Regions from separate parts of the Homo sapiens genome. Here region 2 is linked to region 1. A link is a loop called in an ENCODE intact Hi-C map of the cell type or tissue named here. Cell type or tissue: mammary epithelial cell. All regions are shown on one strand. Each heading gives the region's core, and the rest is flanking DNA. Links, peaks and the distances in the headings are about the cores only.

The links. Hi-C counts contacts between places; a loop is a spot of excess contacts. Peaks named below come from ENCODE experiments on the same cell type or tissue, not always from the same donor. Only the 100,000 strongest peaks of a DNase experiment are listed, where the experiment ranks them.
Region 2: a loop joins it to region 1, with 11 times the contacts of the local background. A loop is called at or near these places in 5 of 110 quality-filtered maps.

What each region holds. Positions count from the first base shown.
Region 1 is chr15:38,646,649-38,649,461 of GRCh38, forward strand. No RefSeq gene overlaps it. Among named protein-coding and RNA genes, the nearest start is that of LINC02694, 49 kb to the right of the region's middle. In mammary epithelial cell, for the core only: a CTCF peak has its summit at 1,256 (motif pointing left); DNase peaks (open chromatin) are centred at 1,273 and 1,653; H3K27ac peaks cover 810 bases.
Region 2 is chr15:38,472,867-38,475,679 of GRCh38, forward strand. FAM98B (family with sequence similarity 98 member B) reads left to right here. Exons shown (of 8, transcript NM_173611.4): 5 at 639-719; 6 at 1,316-1,432. Among named protein-coding and RNA genes, the nearest start is that of FAM98B, 20 kb to the left of the region's middle. In mammary epithelial cell, for the core only: a CTCF peak has its summit at 1,467 (motif pointing right); a DNase peak (open chromatin) is centred at 1,485.

The DNA.
Region 1 (2,813 bases), core at 264-2,763:
GTTGGCACTGAGGATGTGAAAATTTCAAATTATGTGTCTGTCTCCCCAACTGGACTGATTGCTCCACCAAAGGCAAGAACCACGTCATTTAAACTTTCCATCCTTTAAGTCCTTGATGCTGGTTGCAGACTATTTTGAACTCTGCTTCTGGGCATGTGGTAGAATTGTACCTCCTGACCCCCTGAGGCCATCTGGCTGGTTCTGTATGAGTGTGATTTGTGCCAACCCTGGGCCGGAGAAGCTGAGACCTTCCCACCCCCTTGGCTATTTCCTTGGCTGACCAGCAATGTAGAGCAGTGAGTGCTCTGTCAACCCAGGGCTCTGAGTGGGCATGATGGAGATGAAGAACAGATTGCCAGCCAACCCATGCTGCATGTTCAGTGTGAGTGTGAAATAATCCTTCTTGGTTTTAAGTCACTATGATGTGGGACTGTCTGTTACCACAACATTAGCAAGTCCATCCCGACTGATACGTATCCCCAGCATCTGGTATGATGCTGGCACCTATAGGTGCTTAATAAATGTTTGCTGAAAAAACTAAACTAGTCTGGGAGAATATTAAATAAAATAGTGTTTGTGAAAGTGTCAGGCATCTAGGGAGCACTCAGTAAATATTAATTGGATCCAAGGAAGGCATCTATATTATGTTTCTTTTTCTTTTTAGAGACAGGATCTTGCTCTGTTCCCCAGGCTGGAGTGCAGTGGCACTGATTAATCATAGCTCACTGTAATCACTAACTCCCAGGCTCAAGTGATCCTCCCACCTCAGCCTCCTGAGTAGCTAGGACTACAGGTGTGCACCACTGTTATGCCTAGGTAATTTTAAAATATTTTTGTAGAGACGGGGGTCTCACTATGTTTCCCAGGCTGGTCTTGAAATCCGGGCTTTAAGTGATGCTCTTGCTTTGGCCTCCCAAAGTTCTGGAATTACAGGTATGAGCCAACCTGCTCAGTCTTAGGTTTCTTTCTAAATGCATACTTCAATTGTGTGTGGGAACGCCTGTCTGGTGGAATGAAAATTAAATTACTAAATTAGATATCATTATCAAGAACAAGAGGAATATCATTTATAGCCAAAGATAAAAAGTGATTACAAAACACATTTCTCAAGCAGAATATTTAATATCTCAAATTAAACAAGCATCCAATAAAAAAGAGTCAGCATTTAAAATTCTGTGGTAGATCTCTTATACTCCAGGTAGGTTGTGTAATTTCTTTCAGAATTACTCATTTAGCTCTTCACTGCCCTCTCCAGGTTCCACAGGTTTTCCTGAGATGGGGAAAGACTCATTTGTTACCAGCAGTGGGGAGTTGCAAGGAGGAGGGATAATGGGTGCTAAAGCATAGGAAATATTTATTTTGAATAGTTTCCTTGGCTTCTGTAATTGTTGCTACTGCCTGCAATGGGCATGACAGCTGAAATAGGGCTTCTTAATAGCTAAACTCCAAGCAAACCTACTTAGTAAGTAAGCAGCCACTAATGTTTATTGAGTATGTAACAATGTCCTAAGAATTTATGAAGGGTGCAAAACATAAATAAAGTTCCTCCCGACAAGGAACTTGTAAAGTACCTGGATGAACTTTGCGTAAGAGGCAACTTGCAAATGTACAAGGGATGATCACTGGTCTGTGTTGGGCAAAGCCCAGGTTGCGTGTGTCGGCCTGTGTGAACACGTATTTCCTTTCTGTATAGAGAATGAATTGCCTCTTGTGTAACTGTGCTAAATGAAGTGCTTGTGTATGTTATCTGCTTTTCTCCTCTAGGAAGAAGAGCTGCCAGGTCCTGGGAGAACAAGAACAGTGCTTTCTCCAAATTTTAACAGGAGTACACGGTGGGAGTGAGAGCTAGTTTTCCTGTAGTAGAAGCTGAAGACAGAGTAAAAATAATTAACTCATGGGAAAAATAAATAAACAAACAATTGGACTCAGCCAGAGGAAAAAGATAGTTAAAACCAAAACATGTAACGCAACCTAGAACAGTCTGTGTAATCTAGCCTCTGCTGTCAACTTAATCTACCATCACGTGCCCCATTATTCACGGGGCTCCACCTTGTATTCCAGTTGTTCCTCTCTGGAACATTTTATGTCTTTTCTCTCTGAGGGACTCAGCTCTTGGTATTTGCCTTGCTCAGAAATCTCTTCCATAGATCTTCACAATGGCCGGCTTGTCTTAGGTCTTAGTTCAAATATCACCCGCTCAGAGAGACCTTGCCTGACTTCCACTATATACATGGAGGGTTTCCAGAACAAATGAAGGTATTGAACAAATGAGCTCCATAAAAATGGAAACAGGGTGCTCTGCTTGGTTTTTCAGAAAAATGGAAATAGCGGCCTCACACATAGAGTTGACATTCCTGAGATTATCCAGTAGATCTGGACTCTGGAGCTCTGAGTCTAAATGTACTGCTATCCAGACAGAGTCTGCAGAGGGACCTCTTGTCATTAACTACTGTGCACCTACAATTTGTTATCAATGAAATGTGTGTAGCTTTTATTTCATGGCCTTGGGAAGCATCCTTAAATCTTTTATCCTTTAGTTTCTTCATCTGAGGTTAACAATATATGTATTTTGAAAGGCTATAGAAACTGGGAAGAAACATTTGCAACTTATAGCACAAAGAGTTAATAACCATAATATGTAAAGAGCTTCAAAAAATATAGAAGAAAAAAGCCAACACATCTATGAAAAATGGGTTGGAAATATGAGCAGAGAGTTCACAGAAAAAGAAAGGAAAATGGATCCTGCATATATGAAAAGACTCTCAACCATACTTTCAGTGAATACACTTTCAAACTTCATTGAGATACAATAT
Region 2 (2,813 bases), core at 271-2,770, 170 kb before region 1:
TAAATTAATCCTTTAGTTAGGAGGATAAATTATTGAATGACCCTGATATTGCTAAAGGAAAAGTAAATGCCTAATATCTTGTTTATCAAAATAAAAATGTTTCAAGTAATTTAAATTAGGGGCTTTGCAAAAGTAATGAAAATATGTATGTGATGACTGTAATTGAGAGAGATGGCTTGCTCCCTTATGTTGTCTTGCTGAACAATGAAACAAGAGTACTTACAACTGGAATGTGTACATAGCATTTATTTGAGAAAAATCAATGTGCTGGTTAAAGGTTTTAGTATCCCTTTTGAAAATTTACTAGAAAGTAAGAAAGTGCTATCTTAAGTAGGAACTCCAAAGTTATTTCACTAAGACACAGATTCTCATAGTAGAACCTAGGTACTTCTTTAGCTGTCTGTGTATGTTCGTTCTTACGCTGGGAAAGAATGTGCTCTATAGCTTGAATGAATATAATGTGCTTTTTTGAAAAAGATACTCTGTATTGTAGTGGTATTCTGGTATATGATGGTATATTTTAATTATGTCACTTTAATATTTTATTCTGTAGTGTTCAGAGCGATACTTTAAACAAGCATAAGATTGTTTTAAATTAGGAATATACATTTTTCACAATCTTTTATATTTACTTTTAGGTGAAAGATATTCTCTCAAAGGTCCAGAAAAATCATGTGGGAAAACCACTGCTGAAAATGGATTTAAATTCAGAACAGGCGGTAAATCCCCCTTTTTGTTATTAGTTTTATGTAATTACATTAGTGAATATGACTTAATTTTATAAATGAACATCTATTTTGCAATATGTAGCATGCATATATTATTTTGTAGAATTAAAATTGATTGATATTCTGGAGTAATATGTCCTAACATTTCTTTAGTTAAATTATTAATTTTTAAAAATACCTGGCTGAGGATATTGATAGTGCTCAATGTGCTAGCACAGTTGTGATTTGAAAAGAACAGAGGCTCAAAGCCAGCAAGATGAGTTATTGGTATTTTCTTTCCTTGTTGGTCCAGACTGCTTAGCAGGTAAATGTTTTACTTAAATTAACAAATTTGATTATAGATAAAGTATACTCTACCAACGGGTGGAGTTTAATTTGTATGTTTAATGTCTTCTGGATATCATAAATGTTCTTTCAATTATGCTTTAGTATTTAAATAATTTACCATAAAGTCTCATGGGAACAGAAAATGGTCAGTAAGTACATCTTTTGACTCAGTAGGAAGTACTTAGCACAATTTTCAGATTTCTTTTCTTTGCAGAATGAAAGAATCTAAAGTTTATTATTTTTGTTTCCAAATTTTTTAGGAACAACTGGAAAGAATCAATGATGCTCTTTCCTGTGAATATGAGTGCCGCCGACGAATGTTAATGAAACGATTAGATGTGACTGTACAGTCCTTTGGATGGTCTGATAGAGCAAAGGTAAGGCTGTTTTCCCATATGTGTCCTGTAGGTGGTAGCCTATAACAGCTCTTCTGGCTTGCTTGTCTGTTATGTAACCATGCCACATTTGTACTTCATCACCATCTCAACTACATGCCCAGGCCAACTACTGGTCTTACAAGATGATCCTGGTCTTGTATAAATCCCTGTTGCATATAACTTAATTTCTCCCCACATTTTTGACATTTATTTTAAACTCATAGATATTGTGATTTATGCCAGGATATGCATAAAAGAAGGGGCATCATATGAGATAATGAGATAGATACAGTGAGCAGTGTAAGAAGAAAGCAGGATATAAGAATAGTTGCAGGTAGTACTGATGCCAACAGGCCTTAAAAGTATCTTAAGGCTGGATGAATATAGAATGTGTTTCAGTTGAAGAGGGGGTTGGGAGGTGAGGGCATTTCCAAATTTGAATCTCTTCAGATAGCTTTCTAAAGAGCTGTCTCCCATCATTCCCATTTTATGCCTTTAATCTGTACCCATGCTTAGTCTGGGATCACTCCTCACCCCCGCTCTCCCTACCCTGCATCATTGCCTGGAAACTCTCCAGGCAGTAAGCTGAGATAATTATAGGGCTTCTCCTCATTTAGGGATCATTGTCCTGTGTTCCTTGATGTCCAGTGTCTGACCATCATTGGTTCACATCACATGGGTTATCCAGTTTTTTAGTTGTTTCAGGTGGGAGAGTTAATCTGGTGCCGATTACTGTATCTTGACTGAAAGTGGAATTTCAGGTATTATTATTTTTACATTTTTTGAATTAACTGGGCAGTTCTTCTGCCCCATGCTGGATCAGTTGGGGTCACTTATGCCAGCAGTTCCCAACCTTTTTGGCACCAGGGACTGGTTTCATGGAAAACAGTTTTTCCATGGAGGGTTGGGGGGCAGGGCGATGGTTTTGGCATGAAACTGTTCCACCTCAGATCATCAGGCATTAGCTTCTCATAAGTGTGGTGCTTCTGTTACCTTCTTGTCTTTCACATGACATCTCTTTCCATGTGATATATTAGTTTCCTATGGCTGCTGTGAAAGTTTACCACAAATTTAGTAGCTTAAGTAATACAGATTTATTCTCTTAAAATTTGGAGATTAGCAGTCCTAAAGTGAAGGTATTGGCAGGGTTGCATTCTTCCTGGATCCTTTAGGGGAGAATCTGTTTCCTTGCATTTCCTAGCTTCTAAATGCCACCTGCATAGTTTAGCTGTTGGCTTCATCTCCTCTCTTCAGAGCCAGTAGCCCGGTAGAATCTTCCAGCCTTTCTCTCTCTCTCTGCTTCCATTGTCACATCGCCTTCTGTCTCTGACACTCCTGTCTCTCCCTTATGAGAACCCTTGTGATTATATTAGGCCCACAC